2 separate regions of the Mus musculus genome follow, and region 2 is linked to region 1. The links are chromatin loops, found by intact Hi-C in ENCODE. Cell type or tissue: left cerebral cortex. All regions are shown on one strand. Each heading gives the region's core, and the rest is flanking DNA. Links, peaks and the distances in the headings are about the cores only.

The links. A loop is a pair of places that touch in the nucleus more often than their neighbours do. Peaks named below come from ENCODE experiments on the same cell type or tissue, not always from the same donor. Only the 100,000 strongest peaks of a DNase experiment are listed, where the experiment ranks them.
Region 2: a loop joins it to region 1, with 11 times the contacts of the local background. A loop is called at or near these places in 16 of 42 quality-filtered maps.

What each region holds. Positions count from the first base shown.
Region 1 is chr7:13,065,411-13,076,523 of GRCm38, forward strand. No RefSeq gene overlaps it. Among named protein-coding and RNA genes, the nearest start is that of Vmn1r85, 14 kb to the right of the region's middle. In left cerebral cortex, for the core only: a CTCF peak has its summit at 7,056 (motif pointing right); a DNase peak (open chromatin) is centred at 7,111.
Region 2 is chr7:14,310,998-14,322,110 of GRCm38, forward strand. No RefSeq gene overlaps it. Among named protein-coding and RNA genes, the nearest start is that of Sult2a6, 62 kb to the left of the region's middle. In left cerebral cortex, for the core only: a CTCF peak has its summit at 6,426 (motif pointing left); a DNase peak (open chromatin) is centred at 6,402.

The DNA of each region.
Region 1 (11,113 bases), core at 4,023-9,022:
GGAGCGGTGTGTCCGGTGGCCCGCTTTTGACCTCCTTTTTTCTTCTGGGGGGGGGGAGGCCCAATTGAGAGATCAGGACAATAGCGTTGCCTTAATAGCTCCCAACAACACTGGGTGCAGTTTAAGCATTTAAGACTTCAAAACTCCACCTCTACAGTGACACACTTCTTCTTACAATACTACACCTTCTCTAATAAGGGCACACCTTCTAATAGTACCACTCCCTATGGATAAGCATTCAGATACGTGAATCCATGGGGGTCAAACCTATTCAAACCACCATATTCCACTCCCTGGCCCCCAAAGGCTTGTAGTCATAATATAATGGAAAATTCATTTAGTCCATCTTCAAAAGTCCTCACAGTCTAATATAGTCTCAACAATTTTAAAAAAAGATTTATTTATTATTATATCTAAGTACACTGTAGCTGTCTTCAGATGCACCAGAAGAGGGCGTCAGATCTCATTGCGGATGGTTGTGAGCCACCATGTGGTTGTTGGGATTTGAACTCAGGACCTTCGGAAGAACAGTTGGTGCTCTTAACCACTGAGCCATCTCTCCAGCCCTAGTCTCAACAATTTTTAAAAGTCCAAAGTTCAAAGTCTTTTTTGAGATTCATACAATCTCTTGACTGTAATGCCCTATAAAATCAAAATCAAAGAGCAGATCATATATTTCCACATATCATGGCATAGGGTATATTGTACCATTCCAAAACACAGGGAAGAGAGCACAGTGAGGAAATATTGGACCAAAGCAAGACCAAAAACCAGTTGGGCAGACTCCAAACTCTGCATCTCTTTAAATCTCCAACTCCATTCAGCTTTGTTGCTTGCAACACAATTCTTTCTCTTGGATAGTTTCCACTTCCTGTTAGCAGCTTTCCTTGACAGGTAATCCACTATTCTGGCATCTCTAACCTCTTGGGGTCTCCAAGGCAATCCAGGCTTCTCTTTCACAGCTTCAAACAATGGTCTTTCATAGCTTTATACAATGGCCTCTCTGGGCCTCCATACAGGGACTCCCATGTCATATGTCAGGCCTAAGTGTGGCTTTCCTTAGTCATGGAAAGAAACTACAACCTTTCTTCTTTCTTCTTCTTCTTCTTCTTCTTCTTCTTCTTCTTCTTCTTCTTCTTCTTCTTCTTCTTCTTCTTCTTCTTCTTCTTCTTCTTCTTCTTCTTCTTTTCTCCTTTTCCTCCTCCTCCCCCTCCCCCCTCCCCTCCTCCTCCTCCTCCTCCTCCTCCTCCTCCTCCTCCTCCTCCTCCTCCTCCTCCTTCTTCTTCTTCTTCTTTTTTCCGAGACAGGTTTCTCTTTATAGCCATAGCTGTCCTGGAACTCACTCTGTAGACCAGGCTGGCCTCAAACTCAGAAATCCGCCTGCCTCTGCCTCCCAAGTGCTGGGATTAAAGGTGTGTGCCACCACTACTCTGCAAAGCAACACCCTTCTAAAACCAAAACCATGTGGCTAAAGATGCCAAGTTCTGCTGTTTGCTGGGGCTGGAACATGGCCCCTTCATTCAATTACAACTTCACCAGCTTTTTGTTTTCCATGGTATCCTTCACTGTTTAAGCTTGACTATCCTAGAACTTGCTTTATACTATATGCCTCTGTCTCCTGAGTGCTGGGATTAAAAACTCCTTCTGCTGGGATTAGAGGTGTATACCATCATGCCTGCGCCTAAGCTTTTCTTTAATTACTTTTCATTATAGATATTTATAAGCATGGCCACCATGCCTCAGGATTCAGAGAAAAGGCATGTGTTGATCTGTATCAAAACCACGTGTCATCTGGTCTCAAGATCCAGACCAAAGCCTGTGTTTTATAACCTCAAGATTAGGATCAAAGGCATGTTGTCTTCCTGTCTCAAGATCTGGATCACAGCTGTGCCCTCTATTTCTGGATTTTAGTTCATTCCAGATATAGTCAAGTTGACAACTGAGAATAGTCATCACAATGACCATAAATAAATTTTAATAAGGAGAGGCTGTAAATTATTTGTTATTTCTATCCCTGTTCTCTTCCAAATGAATGAGACTCAGACTATGATTTATTTAATTGGCTTTGTGCAATTACTGGACAATTACCCCTAATCTATATTTCTATTCACTAGACTGTTAACTCCCAGATGTGTCCCCCAAATACTTACTGTTTGAGTCTTTCTAGGTTATTTCTGCTCTACCAGCTTGTCCTCAGGGTCCATGTCTCTTGTGTAGTGCTCCTGGTCTATATGTAATGTATGTTCCCTTCATTTTCTTCCTCCTTTCTTCTCTCTTTGTCCTCATGGTCCCTACCCGTGCACCCCCAGCCTGGTAACGCAAACCCCAGATATTCTCCTCAGTAATTGGCTGTTGTTGGGAGCGACATTGCTTGAACATTAACTGCTTTACTGCCTTGTCAGCCATAAGTGCTTACTGGCACAAAGTCTTGGCCTCTGTGAGAAAATACTATCCCAGTTGAGAACACCTGGCCTCTGTGGGAAAGTACCGGCAGAGTTAAGAATAAATAGCTATAGATCTTGTGGACAGGTACCTAGCAACCCATTCTGTTCTGTTCCTCCTGCTGAACTTTTTACCTACCCAATATCCTGCTTTTGGGAACAGGTGCGTTCCCCCAGAAACAAAGCAATTCTATGTCACCCCATTACCCCATATCCTGCTTCTATGAGTATATAACCTGTGTGGGAATAATAAAAACTTGTCAGGTTGATCAGACCTTTTGACTTGCTGTCCGTTCTTCGTTCTTCGCTGTCTCTTGTCCCCCATTCTCTCCACAGGATCCCCAGACCCTGATCGACTGTCCCGAAGGTCGGGGGCAGGCTGTAGCCATTTTTATTTAATCGGTGATTTTAAATTGAGGAACAAGGTTTTCACAACAAAAGCTAGAGTATGTGGGAATTCACTTGTCTTGGGGCAGCCAGATCTTGGGGTACAGAATTTAGCATTTGAATACACGGCAGCACCAGGCCAGCCCCCAAGAGGCTTTATTAAGTACTGGTTCCAGATACTCATAGCATCAGGATTGCAACTGAGAGTGCTCCCAAGATGCAGCACTAATCATATCAGTCCAAGGCTTATAAAGTAAAAACCCATAAGATTACATGTATTCTGTCTATGTGTAGGCAGGGTCTAATTTTGTCATATATGTCTGCAGTTGGCCTAGTTGTTGAACAGAGTAAGCAAGTTTGATTACAAAAGCAGAGATAGCAGTTAGTATTATGACCTATTATTTTGCTAGAACTGTAAATTTTGCAAGATTAGTCAATTTAAGAATAGTCTTCAATGTCAGGGAAAGAAAAGTGAGCTGCTAGGTACAGCGTCTACAAGCTAGGGGCTTATATGTTAGAGACTGTTGGGGTCTGGGAATTGCCACTCAAATCATACATATACCAATCTCAGTGGAACAAGAATAGTTTATTGAAAGCACACCATAATATTGGATATCCAGGACCACAAGAAGGAAAAATCTAATTGTGGCACTAGTCTGTCCTCAGGGCAGGTTTTTTTTTTTTTTTTTTTTTTTTTTTGGTTTTTCGAGACAGGGTTTCTCTGTATAGTCTTGGCTGTCCTGGAACTCACTTTGTAGACCAGGCTGGCCTCGAACTCAGAAATCCGCCTGTCTCTGCCTCCCAAGTGCTGGGATTAAAGGCGTGCGCCACCACGCCTGGCTGGGGCAGGTTTTTTTTATATGGAAAAAAAAAAACATGTTCAAAAGTTTGAAGGCAAGCAATGAGGTGGTACAATATTTTTGGCTAACTAGACAAAGTATCATCAGCTAACCTTTAAGCTGGTTGGTCTTGAGTGAGGTAAGAGGGGTGATTGACAGGTGGTGAACAGGGCAATTTCAGAACATTGAGATAACAGGGTACAAGTGATTCAACCATAACTTTTCAGCTTCTTAGTAACATTCTTCAGTATCGGTTAAAGTAATAACTATGAGCTTAATTTCACCTTGTGAGCAACGTGGAGTCTGGATACAAAATGGCTAGTTATGTTGAAAGGAGTAGGCCTCAAAAGAGACATTATCTGACTTTTGTTCTCTCAAGCACTGTAATACTGTAATTCTAAACTTTAAATGTAATGTTAGCCATTGCAAGATGAAAGGACTCCACGATGCAGCTTCCATGAGGTTGTTTACATTATGGGGAAGGACTTGGTGGTGATATAACTGTTTGGGGTCTTCCATGTGTCAGTGTTGCAGCTCTGAGGGGGGAAGGTTTCCCCACCACAAGTGTTACAGCTTTGCTGGGAGTGGGGCTGGAGGGGGACACGTTTTTCCTACTGCAACTGTTACAGCTCTGAGGGGAAAGGCATCCTGGCAGTTAGGAGCAAAGGAATACCACAAAGTCACATCACACAAGAGACTTTTGGGGAAAGACCCAAGAGAGTAGCTGCCCGTGCTTGGCTGAGAAGCAGCAGAGACCCGAGAGGGAGGCGGGCAGATTTCCAGGGTGGGGATTTGTGACATTTCAAGTCAAGCCTGGGGATTGATGGGATGTTGACCTCAGAGACTGGTGAGTTTTCAGGCTCAGGGACTGGTGAGTTTTCAAGATCAGGGATTGAAGGGTTTAGTAGGTTTTCCAACCTGAAGTGGGCACCACAGTCTTATAAGTAACCCTTTGCCTGTACTGTGTAAGAAAGCCCAAACTGGACTTGGGTGAAATTGTATTTTGGGGATGTCATTGGTGCCTATCCTGGGAGGGGGGTCAAGACACAGTTGTTTTCATCTTCCAAGGAAACTTAAAACTACAGGATTGTTGAATGTAAGTTTGGGGAATGGGTGTGGGGAACCTCTTTACAAGGTCCACAGCTTCTCTGAGCAGACATTTCCAGATTAGATGCTTCAAATTCAAAGAGATGTATCAGTCTTCAATGCAAATAAGCAACTGGGAAGGAGTCCAAGGGGAGAGTAAGGGTGAATGCAGGTGGTCTAGGCTGTGTCTTACTCCTGGTGGAAGGGCCTACAGTGTTTAAAAGCCCAGCTGTGCTCTGTGAAGTGGCCTTTGCAGGGAGGTGTATGGGTGCAAATGCAGGCTGCACCTCTTTCTGCTGGCAGCTCATGATACTTTCCTCTGAGACAGCCTATGGGTGACCAGGAACTTACTGAGAGACAGTTCCATTGTAGGAGACTGTGAGCCCACTTTGAGGATACTATTACAGAACACCCCTAACCCACCTAGCACATTATCACCTCTCAGTCTGGTGTCTAGTTCCAGGGAGCACAGAAGTATTTTTTTTTCTAACTGTTCACGAGGCATTTTAATTAATCACTACTATCTACTATTTGGCCCTCCACTTGGTGCCTGAGTGCTTTCTCTTCTAGAAGTGCCCTAGACTCCCCTTACAGACAATGTCACTGTCTCTGCAGGTGACACAGTAGCAGCCACTTGGGGGTTTTACTCTGGGCTCCATTTCCCATTTCAGTGGCCTTAGGCTGCTGCTGTACACGCTTGATCTAGATCTGTTGCCTGTGTGCACAGCTGTGGAGGTGAACCTGTGAGGCTTCCTGGGTTCAAGCCCACGGGCAATGGTGCAGGTGAAGATCCATAAACTCCAGCTTGTGAGTACTGCTCAGATCCACGGTTTCTCCTCTTAGCCTTAGACTGTAGCCAGCTCTGCCTGCAGCTGGTACCAATAGGTTTTTGAGAGGTGGCTAGACAGGAGGAGACCTGAGGGCAGGAAGAGGATGGTGGGGTTGAAGCTTGAGGAATGGATTATCTTAGAGTAATTTGCATGTATCTGCCTGATCCTAACAGGTGAATATGAAGGGCTGTCATTCCGAATGCAAACCCTTTCATAAGTCTCAGGATCTGTCATCCTAGTGAAGAAAGAGTAGCCTTCTGCTCCAGCTTGGTATCAACAGGGATCTTTCTGTTCTTTTGGTATTCAGGATAGATAACATAGCTCCTAACTTATAACAGTCTCTCTTTTTTCCCCTCCCTCTCCCTCCACTCCTCTATTTTCCTTCTGTCGCACCGCTCCGAGAACAACCACAGATTGTTCCAGCCCTAAGTAAGCGCCAGATGTCCTTACCTCTAGATGAACCCTGATACTGCCAAGTTCCTGCTTCCCCGTGTAGTCGCCAAAAGAAAAATTTCTGTTGCCCCATCCCTTCTGCTGAGAAGTACTTCCTCTTTTTCCGCTGCCCCATCCCTCCTGCTGAGGTGCATTTCCTCTGCCCCATTCCTCCTACTGAAAGGCACTTCCCCTTTTGCTTGTGCATTTAAACCTTGGGCCAGGCTAATACATTGGAACCTTGATGTTACTCAGAATGTTTCCGTGTCGTTCTTTACACAAGGTTCTCGTCTCTCTCTACCCCCCAATTTGGTTCTTAGGAGAAGGTCCCCTCGAGACCCTCGAATAACTGGACCTGCTGGATGGGTCATCACATCAGGCTGTGGTAGCATACCCTTTAATCCCATCACTCAGGAGGCAGAGGCAGACAGATCTCTAAATTTGAGGCCAGCTTAGTTTACAGAGTGATTATAGGACAGTCAGAACTACACAGAGAAACCCTGTGTTGAAAAATCAAAAATAAATGAATAAATAAATAAATAAAATAGAATTTATTGTTTACTAGCCAAATATGGTGACACATGATTTTAATTCCAGCCCTCAAGAGGCAGAGGCAGACTTCCAGATCTCTGTGATTTAGAAGCCAGGTTGGTCCACACAGAGTTTCAGATCAGCCAAAGTTACATGGTAAGACCCTGCCTCAAAAAAACTGGAAAAGTAGTTTTCATAGTATAATGAAAACTAGTATGTTTGTGTGTGGATATGTGAGTGTGGGTGTGACATGGTGTGCAGGTGGAGGTCAGAGGACAACATATGGAAGTCAGTTCTTTCCTGCCACCATGTGGGTTCTGGGAACCAAGCTAAACATTGCTTGGGAGTAGATATTACAGCAGGCTCTTTGTTGACTTCTTGAACCAACGATGTGTCAGAAAGCAGAGTCTGTGGTGAGTGTCCTCCCTGATCTTTGGATGTTTATACACGTTTCTTTTATTTTTTAAAGAGTAAATTTATCTATATGAGTACACCATCGCTATCTTCAGACACGCCAGAAGAGGGCATCAGATCCTATGGTTGTGAGTCACCATGTAATTTCTGGGAGTTGAACTCAGGACTTCTGGAAGAGCAGCCAGTGCTCTTAACCACTGAGCCATCTCTCCAGCCCTTACACATTCTTCATACTCTGTACTTGCTTGCGTGCTGTCCCTTGGGACTGAAGGCACTAGAGTGACATGTGGGAGTTGGAAGGGAGGAGCTCAATGCTTCCTTTCCACAAGGTTCCATGGAAGCCTCTGTCCTGTGCCCTCACTGTATAGAGAATGCTCCCTTAGTCCTGAGAACGGAACAGGATCTGGGGTTCTCAGTCTGTTTGTAGAAATAGCTAGCACACCCTGATCAGTCAGGGCATGTGATCTGGTGAGAAGGCCCTTAGTTCAGGGAAGTCTGGAAGAAAAAAACTCCCCATTTTAGGATTCCATAACAATGGGGACTTCCTTGTTCTTATTAAAGTTGCCAGGCATGGTGGCACATGCCTTTAATCCCAGCACTCAGGAGGCAGAGGCAGCCGGATTTCTGAGTTTGAGGCCAGCCTGGTCTACAAAATGAGTTCCAGGACAGCCAGGGCTACACAAACCCTGTCTCGAAAAACCAAAAAAAAAAAAAAAAAAAAAAGTCTTCAAACTGAACATAGATGGTGTCTTTGCATAGCCACCGTATGCATTTGGAGGTAAGACTGTGGGAACCTGGGAGTTAGCTCTGTGGTACAGTGCCAAAAATAATGCACAAGACAATACAATATATACATAATATAAATATATAATATATATAGTATAATAATAACTAGGTTATTGTCTGATTCAAATTTTAATTTTTTTTTTAAAGAAAGCAAATTCTCATATAGCCTCGGCTATGTTGGGACTCACTGTTTGGTCCAACCTTCCCTCAGACCTGTGACAATCCTCTTGCTGTTGCTTCCTGCATGTTGAGATCACAGACCCAGGTAGATGTAACATCTGTTGCACCAGGTTGAAAGCAAAGATGCTGCATTTTCAACAGTCATGTAGTAATTATGCTGATAATAAAAAACATCTAATATAAAATTAGAATTTTGTTTGTGGTACTGGGGATTGAATTGCCTCATGGATGTCAGGTAAGCTTTCTACCATTGAGCTATATCCTCAGTCCTACAAAATTGGAGTTCAAGTGCCAGGAAACTTCTCAGTGACTGTCAGTTTAATTAAAACAAAAAGTAAAGAATAGTTATGTGTATGAGTGTGGATATGTGCACAAGAGTTCAGGTGCCTGGAGGCCAGAGGCCTAGGATCTTCTGGAGCTAGAGTTAGAGGCAGTTGTGAGCCTAAATGTGGGTGCTGTGGGAAATATCCAGGTCTTCTGGAAGAGCAGCTGGTGCTCTTAACCACTGAGCCAGCTCTTCACCTCACCTGCTCAGCTTTTATTTATTCACTTTATTTCTATTTATTAATGGAGACAAGGTCTCCTGCAGTCCAGACTGCTCAAGAATTTGCCATGTCCTCCAGATTGCTTGACTATGGATCCTTCCACGTCCATCTCCTGACTTCTGGGATTCCTGTTGTGTACCACCATGTCTGGTTTACAAGGTGCTGGTGATAAATTTGAGGAGTTTTGCATGAGCCAGGTAATCACTCTACAAACTGAGGTAGACTTTTAGCTTTCAGTTTAATCTTATTTATTATTTATTCACTTTATATCCTGATTGGAGCCTGTCCTCCCAGTGCTATCCTTCCATCCTCTCACCCTCCTGTTCCCCTTCTCCCATCCCCCCTTCCCTTTCTCCTCAGTAAGGGGGAGTGCTTCACTCCCCACCCCTTTCCATCACACCATCCTCCTCATTTCTCCCCACCCCCTTGTACTAACTCATCCTGGCACATCAAGTCTCATTACGACTAAGTGTATCCTCTCCCACTGAGGCCAGACAAAGCAGTCCAACTAGGGGAAAGGGGTTCAAAGTCAGGCGACAGAGTCCTAGTCAGAGACAGGTCCCATTCCAAATGTTGAAGAGATGCTCTTTAAGACCAAATTGCACATCTGCTACTTATGTGTTATGTGTAGGGAGCCTATGTTGGCCCATGTGTGATCAAAGAGAGTGAACCACTAAGTAAAGAACATGCCTAGACTGAACTTACACCCCCTATGTATATGTAGCAGTTTAATCTTTTAAGAAATATTCTTTGGGAGTTAAGCATAGTAAAAGAGCATAGAAAATTAAAAATGAATTATTAAGAAACAGATTCAAAAGCCCTTACATGATACTACCTGACACAGTGAGAGAGTAATTAGAATGCATTATATATCTTTGTACATTGTCTCACTATATATATATATATATATATATATATATTTGTGGGGTAAAGTTTATCTTTTAGCCAAAGTTTTAGAGATATAAGGGAATAGAGTGTTTAGAGAGTTAAACGTCTTTGATTACACTGTTACATCTGAAAATGTTGAGGAGAAAGATGAAATCCATGACTGCCCCACTAAAGCAAGCGTTATTTAAAAGGTGCACCTGGGACTGGCCAGCCAGTGCCCATGTTCACTATGACCTTTCTCTTCTAGGAGGGGAGGGGTTTGGTGGAATTTTCCAAACTTCCTGAGCTGTTCTTTTCATTGCTCCTTTTCGTTGTGCATGCTTCAATCCTGAAGCTATTGCTGGTATTCTGATAGCTCATACTCCTGGTCTTATGTATCCAGTTCTCTACATTTCTGCTTTAAGATCATTAGCTGTACTGTACCTATGCATTCCTTAAGAAAAGCAACCAAGCAGTTCAAAATGTAGGGGCCAAAATCAACAATATCAGGAGAACAATTAGGGCTCCTAACAAGTCAAATATGAGGGTGGTTAACCAAGTGTAAGAGTTAAACCAAAACTCAAACCAGCCCTGACTCTGTTTTCTCCCTCTCTCTCCTGCTTGGCTAATCCTTCTCTCACCTTGGCCATAGAATCTTTAACTATGCCCTGAATGTGTTTCCCGATGTTTCACACTCGCAGGTAGCATAGAAAAAGTGGTTGGCCTTCTAACACTGATGAGCCTGATGCTGCCTTCTCCCATCTCAGGGGCACACATATATGGGGGTTTCTCTCAAGACACTTCTCAATTTTGGGTGTCCACACCCTAATCCCCACCCTCCAAGACCACTTCTGAGACATGGTTTAGATTTACAAGTCCCTTCTCCCCCACATTCAGACATTCCCTCCCCCTGTGTCTGCAGGGCAGGGACACCCCAGAAGTCAAAGCCCACTCCTAAATCACAGAAACCAAAGACAGGTTCCAGCCACCAGATACAATGTGGGTAGTGGACCAAGCCACATCCCCAGTGGCTAAGAGCACCTGCCAAGTCACCCTCGTAGGGTTGTGAGGGCTGCCAAGACTCAGCACCAGAAGGTACACCATAGCCATCTTGTGGTTTCTCTGGCTTTGCAGAAGGCGGTTACTTGGGTGTCTGGCTGCCATCTAGTTGGTGTCAGGCACAGGTACTGGTCTGATGTGAACCCAAGCAGTTACTCCATCCAGTTTAATGGATGTCAGGGTGGTCAACAACACCAGGAACAGCCCTATTCACTTTGCTTCCAAGTTTTCATCACAATGCCTCTTAACATATACCCAATCTCCAAATTGGTACTTGTGTGAAACCTCTGGGGTACCTGTGTTATACAGGGCACTAAATTTAGGTCACAAATGCTGGTGTCTGATCTGGAAAGCTTGCAATCGAGCCATAAGATCATTGTCAGCCTGAAAAATCACTCTGGGGGGATCAAGAGAGTTTGAGTCCCATACAGGATCTCAAAAGGGGTCAGGTTAAAATGATAGGAGGTGTTCTGGGCTCAGAACAGGGCCAAGGAGAGGAGCACCAACCAATCTGAGCCAGTCTCCAAGGTCAATTTAGTCAAGGTCTCTTTTAAGGTTCTACTTATTCTTTCTACCAGCCCTGAGCTCTGGGGACGGTACACACAATGAAGCTTCCAATTAGTCCCCAAGGTTTCTGCCAATCCATGACTTACCTTAAGAGACAAAAGCAGGACATTGTCTGATCCAATTACCTTGGGCATTCTGAACCTCTGGAA
Region 2 (11,113 bases), core at 3,416-8,415, 1.2 Mb after region 1:
GCAAACACATGGTGGCTTACAACCACCCATAGTGAGATCTGATGCCATCTTCTGGTACATCTGAAGTCAGCTACAGTGTACATATGTATAATAATAAATACGTTCTTTGGCTGGAGCAAGCAGGGACTGAGTGAGGAGGGCCGACACAGAGTGAGCAGCAGTACTAAAATTTCGATTTACAACAATCAGGCACACAACTATCTGTACAACTACAGTGTACTCACATACATAAAAATAAACAAATCTTTAAAAGAAAACAAAAAAAGATCTGACACAGTACACTGATCTCACTGGGCATGCAGTACTTGGGACCTCTTGGGTCCTGAGAAGCAAAAACAGACAGCAAAGTCAGCTTTCCTCACAGAATTAGAATTTGCTCCTTATTCTGGATACTTCTATTTCAATATATAGCAAACACTATTTTTAAATGTTTCTTTAATCTTGAAAATTGCATATAGGTATACAATAAAATATCTATGTTTGGTGGTTTGAATGTGGTTGGCCTAGGGAGTGACACTGTTAGTAGGTGTGGTCTTGTTGGAGGAAGTATGTCACTGTGGGGGTGGGCAAAGATTACTTCCTGCTAGACTCCTGAGGATGCCAGTCTTCTCCTGGGTGCATTCAGATCAAGATGTAGAACTTTCAGTGCCTCTAGCCCCACTTCTGCCTGGATGCTGCCCTGCTTCCTGCCATGATGCTGATAGACTGAACCGTTGACATGGTAAGCCAGCCCCAATTAAATGCTTTCTATGTCTTGAAAAAAAAAGAAAAAAGAGTTGTCTTGATTATGGTATCTTTTCACAGGAATAAAGCCCTTACTAAGACCTACCCCATATTTTCACCTTTAAACTTACCCCTCCATTCTCCCCCTTTGCAATAATTTTCATCAGTGGAGGAGATATAAGGAACCTCTAATTCTTCCAGGGTTAGTGGAGGGAGTCAATATATTATTTCATTTTTATTTTATGAATATGAGTTTGCCTAAATGTATGTCTGTGATTCACATTAAAATCAGTGCCCAAGAAGGACAGAGGAGGGTATCAGATTCCCTGGGACTAGAGTCACAGATATTTTTGAGCTGCCACGTGGGTACTAGGAATCGATCACCTGTCCTCCAGAAGAGCAGCTAATATTCTCAACTGCTGCACTCTCTCTCCACCACCACCAAACCAAGTTTGATTCCTTCAAATTTTCTTTTGCCATTATTAGGTGTACATACAGAGGTTGGGTGATGTGCTGCCAACAGAACACTGGGTCAACCAAAAGCATGCTCATAGGAACGTCTATATCCTGAGTGGATATTGGCCTCCCATAGCTGCTCAGATAGTAAACCCTTTCCCTAGTCTTCCTCAACCTATTCTTTGGCCACTCCTTGAGATCACATAGCCATATCCAAATGGGGAAAATTTGTGTAAAAATGGCTTGGAAGAGTGACTTGATATCTAAGTGAAGTTTTCACCCTTTCCTTGAATGTGAGATTCTCAACAGGCAACAAGCCCACCTGGAATGAGCTTGTGCCAACAAGCACAGTTGAACTGGTTCAGGTTGGTGATGGTGGCAGGGAAGGTAATGCCACATAACACCAGGACCCTTCCCAAATTCATCTCTCTTTTTTTTTTAACAATTACTAGATAGTTTCTTTATTTACATTTCAAAAGCTATCCTGAAACAACTACTAGATAGTTTCTTTATTTACATTTCAAAAGCTATCCTTCCCCCGCCTTGCGCCCCTACCCACTCACTCCCACTTCTTGGCCCTGGAGTTCCCCTATACTGAGGAATATAAAGTTAGCAATACCAAGGGGCCTCTCTTCCCAATGATGGCTGACTAGGCCATCTTCTGCTACATATGCAGCTAGAGACACGAGCTCTGGGGTTACTGATAAGTTCATATTGTTGTTCTACCTATAGGGCTGCAGACCCCTTCAGCTCCTTGGGTGCTTTCTCTAGCTTCTCTATTGGGGGCCCTGTGTTCCATCCTATAGATGACTGTAAGCATCCACTTCTGTATTTGCCAGGCACTGGCATAGCCTCTCAAGAGACAGCTATACCAGGGTCCTTTCAGCTAGAGATTCTCTCTTCTAACTCTTGTACTCTGTTGGTGATCTGTAATTCCTGACATCTTTCCTAGGTTTTCCATTACCAGGTTTGCCTCCATTTGTGTTTTCTTTATTATTTCTACTTCCACTTTTAGGTCCTGGATGACTTTATTCAATTCCTACACCTGTTTATCTGTGTTTTCCTGTGTTTCTTTCAGTGACTTATTGTATCCTCCTTAAAGACTCTATTATCTTCATGAGATATGATTTTGTGTCAGCTTTCTGATTTTCCAGGTCTGTTCTTGTATTCAGGGCTTGCTGTTGTGAGGGAACTGTGTTTTTTGTTGTTTTCTTTTTAATTTTTTTATTAGATTTTTTATATACATTTCAAATGCTATCCCAAAAGTTCTCTATACCCTCCCCCCACCCTGCTCCCCTACCCACCCACTCCTGCTTCTTGACCCTGGCATTCCCCTGTACTGGGGCATATAAAGTTTGCAATACCAAGGGGTCTCTCTTCCCAGTGATTGCTGACTAGGCCATCTTCTGCTACATATGCAGCTAGAGACACGAGCTCTGGGGATACTGATAAGTTCATATTGTTGTTCCACCTATAGGGTTACAGACCCCTTCAGCTCCTTGGCTGCTTTCTCTAGCTTCTCCATTGGGGGCCCTGTGTTCCATCTTATAGATGACTGGGAGCATCCACTCCTGTATTTGCCAGGCACTGGCATAGCCTCATATGAGACAGCTATATCAGAGTCCCTTCAGCAAAATCTTGCTGGCATATGCAATAGTGTCTGGGTTTGGTGGCTGATTATGGGATGGATCCCTGGGTAGGGTAGTCTCTGGATAGTCCATCATTTCGTCTTAGCTCCAAAATTTGTCTCTGTAACTCCTTTCATGGGTATTTTGTTCCCTATTCTAAGGAGGAATGAAGTATCCACACTTCGGTCTTCCTTCTTCTCTTTTTTCTTGTTTTGCAAATTGTATCTTGGGTATTCTTAATTTCTGGGATAATATCCATTTATCAGTAAGTGCATATATAATGACTTCTTATGTGATTGGGGTACCTCACTAAGGATGATATCCTCCAGATACATCCATTTGCCCAAGAATTTCATCAATTCATTGTTTTTAATAGCTGAATAGTACTCCCAAATCTTATTAAATGATGTACTATGTTCAGTGTGTGTGGTTCATGTGTGCATGAGATTGGGGCCATTTACAGTATCACAGAAGTCCTAACTGTGGTCACACCCTCCAAAAGAATATAAGTCTCCCTCCTCCAGCAGTAATGGTTCTTCAGTATGGGATGAAACCTAGAGACCATGTGCCCCATCAGTGACATTTTGGAGCTTGACATTGTGCAGGTAACCACAGCTGCTATGTGTTCATGTTTGTCATATCATGGTGAACAATTTGAGATACATTATGAACACTTTTAGAAATTACTTGTTCAGCAAATGGATTCTCTCACATTGCATACCGCTTCTGTCCCTTACTCTCTTTCTTATTAAGCATCCATAACATAAATATTCTCCTTAAGAACTCCAAGCCTGAGCCGGGTGTGGTGGCACATGCCTTTAATCCCAGCACTCAGGAGGCAGAGGTAGGAAGATTTATGAGTTCGAGGCCAGCCTGTTTTACAGAGTGAGTTCCAGGACAGCCAGGGCTATACATAGAAACTCTGTCTCAAAAAAACAAAAAAAAACAAAGAACAAAAACAAAAACAAACAAGCAAACAAAAAAAGAACTCTAAGCCTAGGTCATATATATATATATATATATTGATATATTGTTCTGTGTTTTGGTAAAACTTTTGAGATAGGGTCCCATCCTATGTAACCATGGATGGGCTGAAAATATACAAGAAGTTCAGGCTGGCCTTGTACTCATAGAGATCTGTCTGCTTCAACTTTCTGAGTGTTGGGATTAAAGGACATGCCACCAAGCCTGGCTCTTTCTGAAATTTCACTACATGGTGAAGGAAGTATGGGAAATAAGTATGTGCACATGAGTGATGGAGCACATAGATGGCAGAAGCCCTCATATTTCCTGGAACTGTGGATACAGATGCTTATGGGCTGCCCAATCTGGGTGCTAGGAATTGTACTTGGGTAGTCTGGAAAAACAATAAACACTGCTACCCTCTAAGCCATCTCTTCCAACTTGGTACATTTTATTCCTTAAACAATTTTATGTAGGGAAACAATAGAGCATGAGGACAGTTTTAAATTTTTCATTCTTATGAGAATCCCAAGAGATACTGGTGTGTTGTCTCAGAAGAGGAATTTAAAAATACAGAGAAACTTTTTCCTCTATTGGAAATGTTCTTAAAATGTGTCATTATTTGATGAGTAAATATACTTCTTTTAAATTAATGTTAAGAAATTTGGCAGGATATGAGTAATATGAAAGCAAAAGTTGTGTAAACAAGGGTGGGTTCTAATTTTCTAATTACGGGGGATTTGATATATATATATATATGTGTGTGTGTATATATATATATATATATATATATATATATATATATATATATATATATCAAAAAATGAAAATGAAGATGTCCTATCTTGGTCAGCAACGCTCCCCTAAAGACTCATAGAGTGTCTCATGAAAATCCTAACACCAGGCAAGAGAAGCCCTCTTTTAATTTTGGTTGTGGTTTTCCAAGAGGTTTCTAAAACTGCTACAGCTGTTTGCCCTTAGTGGCACCAGTCTGCTCAGGGTGGAAAGTAAAGCCTCATTTCTGAAAACATCATGCAGTTTCGACATAGGCCAAGAGGACCCAAGCTGACTGAAATGCCTCTTCCCTAAGGAGTAGCCTCTACTTTATCAGAAGGAGCCATATAAGCTTCAAATAGAAAGAAGTAACCAACACTCTTACCCAGCTTTGTCACTTATAAACTACCACAGTGATCAGCCTGGCATGGTAATTTTTTGGGTGTTGTGGCATGTATAACTTGGTGTTTATCAGTAACCCTCTAATTGGGTCAACCTGCTCAGGGAGAGTAATCATGTGTAATTCTGGAAACCTAGCCATTTACCCAGAGGTCATGAAGTCATAGATCTTGTAGGGGAACCTACACCTTTGTGTTTTGAAATGAACATTATCGTCAGCTTCACTATAAATATGTCTTTATACATTCCAATATGTGCAGACCTCACTCCCCATCAAGGAAATTTCTCCTTGCCATGATTGATGCCATGAGAGAAGTCCAACCAATCAAAATGCAGAGTTGCTGGCTCCAGTCCCAACACATATATCTACAAAGCAACTCCTGCACCTCAGGCTAAGGCATCATTGCGGGAAAGGGGGGAGGAATTTTGCAGTGAGATTGTCTCCTAGAAATGTCAGAGATGCTACACCCATAAAGAAGTCTCACTAACATAACTAAACAAATGCAATACCTATAGGCATGGAAACATGTAAAGAAAAAACTCATGAGACCTCAACATTAGAATTATAGACACTAAAGTAATTGTGAGAGTGGGAGAAATACTTTTCACCAGGAGATGAGCACAGCTGTTGTCTATCTATTTCCAAATTGTCAGTCTTGAAAAAGCATAAATACAAGTAACACCGTATAGACTGAGCAAGTTATGTACTTAGGAATATTATATATGCATCAACAATCAAAGAAAAAAAAGCCATGAATTTGAAAGAGTTTAAGACGGGATACATGGGACAGTTTGGAGGGAAGAGAGAGGAGAAGAACGTGATACAGTTGTGTTCTCACAAGTTAAAAATAAAAAAAAATAAAACTTATCTTAAATTAAAAATTAAAATCATGATTATAAACAAGCAAAAACAAATATCTACATGTTAAGATATCATAAATGCAAAGGCCTAGAGATTAAAAACTCTTGCCAACAATATACTAATGAGGTCCTGAGGACTGTGTCTCAGTAGAGCACCTGCCAGATTTACCCCAGTGAAGAACTCAGTGAAGTAGCCCAGAGGTAGATAGAACACCCATCTAAAATTCACTGGTGAGACTGGTGACATGTCTCACCCACCCTTCACTAGCATATCATTTATATACCCTGGGCTCAATCTCTAGAATTAGATAGGGGGAAAAAAAACAAAACAAAACAATATCTCTTACAAGTTTTAGTCACACTGCCAAACTTCATGACAAAGTGTTATTTAAATGCCTACAAATCCTAGTCAAATTCAGTTTTCTGTTTTAGTTCAAATTACAAACCTTCTGCTGCTTCCCCATGTTTTCCTCCCACATAAAATTGTGGTATCCCTTATTTTCCCACATGTGAGGTCGCCTAGCAAACATAGATGGCAACTAGGAACCACAGGACCCATGATGAGGCTCTACACTCCTTCTGGAAGGCTGGTGTGTTACTTCCCTCTAGTGGCCACTCAGCAACATAACAGTTATGCTGCCTGGAGCCTCTGTTTTGCACTGGCAGATGAAGTGGTTTGCTATTTCTTGTGAGCCTACTGGATTACGAAGTAACAAAGAAAACCAGTCTTTGAGGACTGCAAAAGACACAAGTTACATTTCTAGTATCCTTGTCAAGTGGTTCAAAACTACCTGTAACTCTAAGTGCATACACCCCAACATCCTCCTCTCCTTTGAGGCCAACTGTGTGGACATATCCACACACCACAACAAAAAACAAATGAATGAACAAACAAATAAGTCCATTCAGCCTGAGTTACATAAAATACTGGCTCAAATGAATGGATAAGTACTAAATAATGTGGACACAGGACAAAATGGTACATGCCTTCAATTTCAGGGAGCAGAGGCAAGAAGATCTCCATAAGTCTGAGACAAGTCTTATCTACAGGCTACACAGGACTATATAATGAGTCCCTGATTCAAAATTATATTATGATGAGGCGCTGGAGTGACACATTAGCAGCTAATTGCACTGGTTGTTCTTCCAGAGTAAACAAATTTGATACCCAGCACTCAGTAGGGTATGCACACAACCATCTGTAACCTGACGCCCTTTTCTGGCCTTCAATAGCATCATTCACTAAAAGGCTATATCCTGGGGCTAAAAACTGGATTTGTGCTGCTTTCTGCCAGATGTCCTGAGGCTACAGTACTGAGCTCAGCTCTAAATGGACCTTCACTAATTTTCTAATGTCTGTCTGCCTGTCTCTCTGCCAACCTGCCTGCTTACCTGTCTGTGTATTTTATCTGCACTGCATGTGTGTGACTTGTGCCCTCAGAGACCAGAAGAAGGCACAACATCACCTGGAACACATGGTTATGAGCCACTATGTAGAGTCTGCAAGTCAAACCTGTTGTGTCTTTAGCAAGAGTAGTAATGGCTCCTAATACCAGATCATCCCTTCAGCACCTATGTTATTTTAATAGACTTATCTATTTTATATGTTTATGTGAATGACCTGAATATATGTTTATGTACCATGTGTGTGCTTTATAGACACAGAGGTACCTGGAACTCAGTGGTGGTGAGCCAGCTTGTACATGCTGAAAACTGAACCCAAATACCCTGGAAGAGCAGCCAGTGCACTGATATTTCTCTCCAGCACCTCATTTTTTATTTGAGCCTAATATGCTTTTGGGTACTTTAAAGTCTCACCAACACAGCTGCCCAAGAGACATGCAAACATTTATAAGGAAACACTCACAGTACCTCAACTCTATAGGCAACCAAGGAACACTGAGATAAGGAGGAATCATCTTCCCCAGGGAAAAGCATACCAATTAGTGGTCCAATACCAAATGGTGAACCCTGAAAACATACTAGTGGCATTATATTCACTGAAGAGAGTGTACCCATGCAATTAAGAATATCTATCTATCTATCTATCTATCTATCTATCTATCTATCTATCTATCTATTTATCTATCTATCTAAACACATATAATAACAATGAAAAGAGGCTATGAATATTTTGGTTTTTTTTCTTTTTTTCTAAAATTAATTTATTCACTTTACATACTGGTCATTGCCCCATGTACCCTTTTCCATAATCCTCCCCAATCATCTCCCCTCCTTTCTCCTCTGAGAGGGTGGAACACCCCCTCTCCCTGCTTATTTCCCTGTCCCTGGCACATCAAGTCTCTTCAGGGCTGGGTGAATTCTTTCCCACTGAGGCCAAACAAGGCTGCCCAGCTAGAAGAATATAGTCCACTGACAGGCAACAGGTTTAAGGGCAGCCCCTGTGCCAGTTGGAAGGGACCCACATGAAGATTGAGCTATACATCTGCTACATATGTAAAAGACATTACTAGGTCCAGCCCATGAATGAAATGGCTATGAGTTTAAATGTGAGCAAAAAGAAATGCATGAGAGGGTTTAGAAGGAGGAATGAGTGGTGGGGAGTAGTATAATTATAATATCAAAAATAAAGGAGATTTTGTAAGGTTTATCTTATTTTATTTATATCTCTCTGTGTGTCTTTATGTGTATATGCATATGTTCAAAAGCTACCCATAAAGGCCAGAAGAGGGTGTCAGGATCCCATGGAACTAAGTAACAACTGGTTTTAAGTTATCATATGGATCCTGGGAACTAAAATTCTGTCCTCTGAAAGAGCACCAAATGCTCTTAACCTCAGATCCATCTCTCCAGTTCCCACTTTAATTTTTGATTGACTTGCAAAAAATGTCATGCATATGGAAACTGGGTTTGTCAGAGTGCTTGCCTGAGATTCATGAAGCTCTGTATTCAATAAACAGCAATACCTGTAATCATGTCATTAGGGAGACGAATGCAGGAAGAACAGAATTTCAGGATCATCCTCAGCTACATATAGTTTGAAGCTAGGTTGGAGTATAAAGACCCTTATAAAAGGACTCCAGCCTTTAATGCAATCCTAGACCTTAGCACAACTGACTCCATGGTGGAAGTACCACTCAGGACATAAAACTCAGAATGTAGACAGCACCACTTGCCAAAATGAAAACAAAGATCTAATTTTACAACATCCATAGTTCAGGGAAAATCTCTAACTGTACCAACCTTACCTTTTGGCTTCTTTAGTTTGTCTTCTGTCTAACTGTTCTTGTTAACTGAAGTGTGTGAATCCATGACATGATTATTTTGCTTAAAAGCTCACCCTGAAACAGGTCAGTGTTACATTCTGACCCAGAATACTAGTGCAGTTGCCACCCTGCTCAAATATTTTTCTATCGCTTTAAATCTTTATCTGAGCATAATCCTCGGGTAGATACCCCCCAACTCTCAGTCTCAAAACAAAAATAATGATTTTTCCCCCTCAAATATTCTGGCATGTTGATGAGTAGATAAAATACTGGTATACGAACAAGATGACTGGAGAGTGGATTCCAGATGAATTATTAGAAGATGGAAGCAGAAGGATCAGAAACTCAAGTCTTGTTCTTTCTTGTAAATAATAAACTTTGACCAGGCTGAATTCAGTGAAAATGCTTATCAATGAATGAGAAGCTTGAATGTGCTGGTGCATGCCTTGGGAGACAAAGGCAGGTGGATCTCTGTGAGTTTGAAGCCAGCCTCTTCTCCAAAGTGAATATCAGAATATCTAGAGTTTCTATGCAGAAAAACCGTGCCTCAAAAACAAACACACACACACACAAAAACAAAACAAAACAAAGCAAACAAAAAAAAAGAAGAAGAAGAAGAAGAAGAAGAAGAAGAAGAAGAAGAAGAAGAAGAAGAAGAAGAAAAAGAAAGAAAGAAAGAAAGAAAGAAAGAAAGAAAGAAAGAAAGGAAGGAAGGAAGGAAAAAGGAAGAAAGGGGAAGGGGACGGGAGGAGAGGGAGGGGAGGGGAAGGGAGGGGAGGGGAGGGGAGGGGAAGGGAGGGGAGGGGAGGGGAAGGGAAGGGAAGGGAAGGGAGGGGAAGGGAAAGGAAGGGAAGGGAAGGGAAGGGAAGGGAAGGGAAGGGAAGGGGAGGGGAGGGGAGGGGAAGGGAGGGGAGGGGAGGGGAGGGGAAGGGAAGAATCCAGGCCCACCCTCTATGTATTCAAAACACTTGTTTACTCTATACAATCCAATCTCCATGCACTGGTGAGGCTGGAGAGTCCCAGGTCACCACCCTTGCTTCCTCTCTCAGGCTTCAGGTTTGGTGCTCAACTATTAGCATGTGAAATAATCTCCTCAACAACCCCCAGGGCAATGCAGAGGCTCTACAAGTTTTTGATCTCTCAGAGTGCCAGGAAGTCTTCTTCCCTTCAGCCTAGAGGCAGGATCTGGTTTAAGGAGAGTCAGCATATCTGTACACTCCCACTAAGGCTAGGATAATAAGCAGGAGGGGCCAGGTGTGGTGATTCACCCCTGTGATCCCAGTATTCTGTAGTGGGAAACAGGACAGTCTGGTATTCCAAGCCAGTTTGGGTTAAGTGTGTGATCCTGGGCCAATCTAGCCTACATAATGAGTTCCAGGGCAGCCAAACCTATACCTTGAGACCCTATCTCAAAATATCAACTAAAAAAGTGAGACATTGTCTGAAAACAAAACAAGAAGTAGATAGTCAAGTTGTCTCAGCAAATCACAGTTTCACTATTTCACAAATTTCAACTAAGTCTAAAAATAACATGAGTTCTATCACTGAAACACCCAAGGTAGAAAGAGAAAACCAACTACCAAATGCTGCCCACTGATCTCCATACATGTGCCAGGAAACAAGTATAAACATACAAATGTAAACTGTAATTTTTCCTTTTATTTCATGCTTTAAGTATTTTGAATACAAATGAAGATATGTGGCCACAGCATCAGATATCCCTGAACTGGAGAAACAGATAGTTGTAATCTGCCACATAGGTGCTGAACATGGAATCCAGACCTTCTGGAAAAGCAAGTGCTTTTAACTGGCAGAGCCAACTCTCTAACTCCCAAACCAAATTTAAAAGCCTTCTGACAGAGACAGCTTATTACCTACCCCATCACACCTGATCTAAATATGTCCTGCTCCCACCAAGACCTCCTGAACTAAGAGGATTTCAATATTTGCTAAATGGGAACAGCTAGGCCAAAGAGCTAGTTGTGAGGAGGGAGACTGTAGCTCCCAAATGATCATAAGAAGGCACAAAAAGGGAAGAAGAGGATGCTGTGTGGGAGTCTCATGTGGAGTGTTAGCAACCAG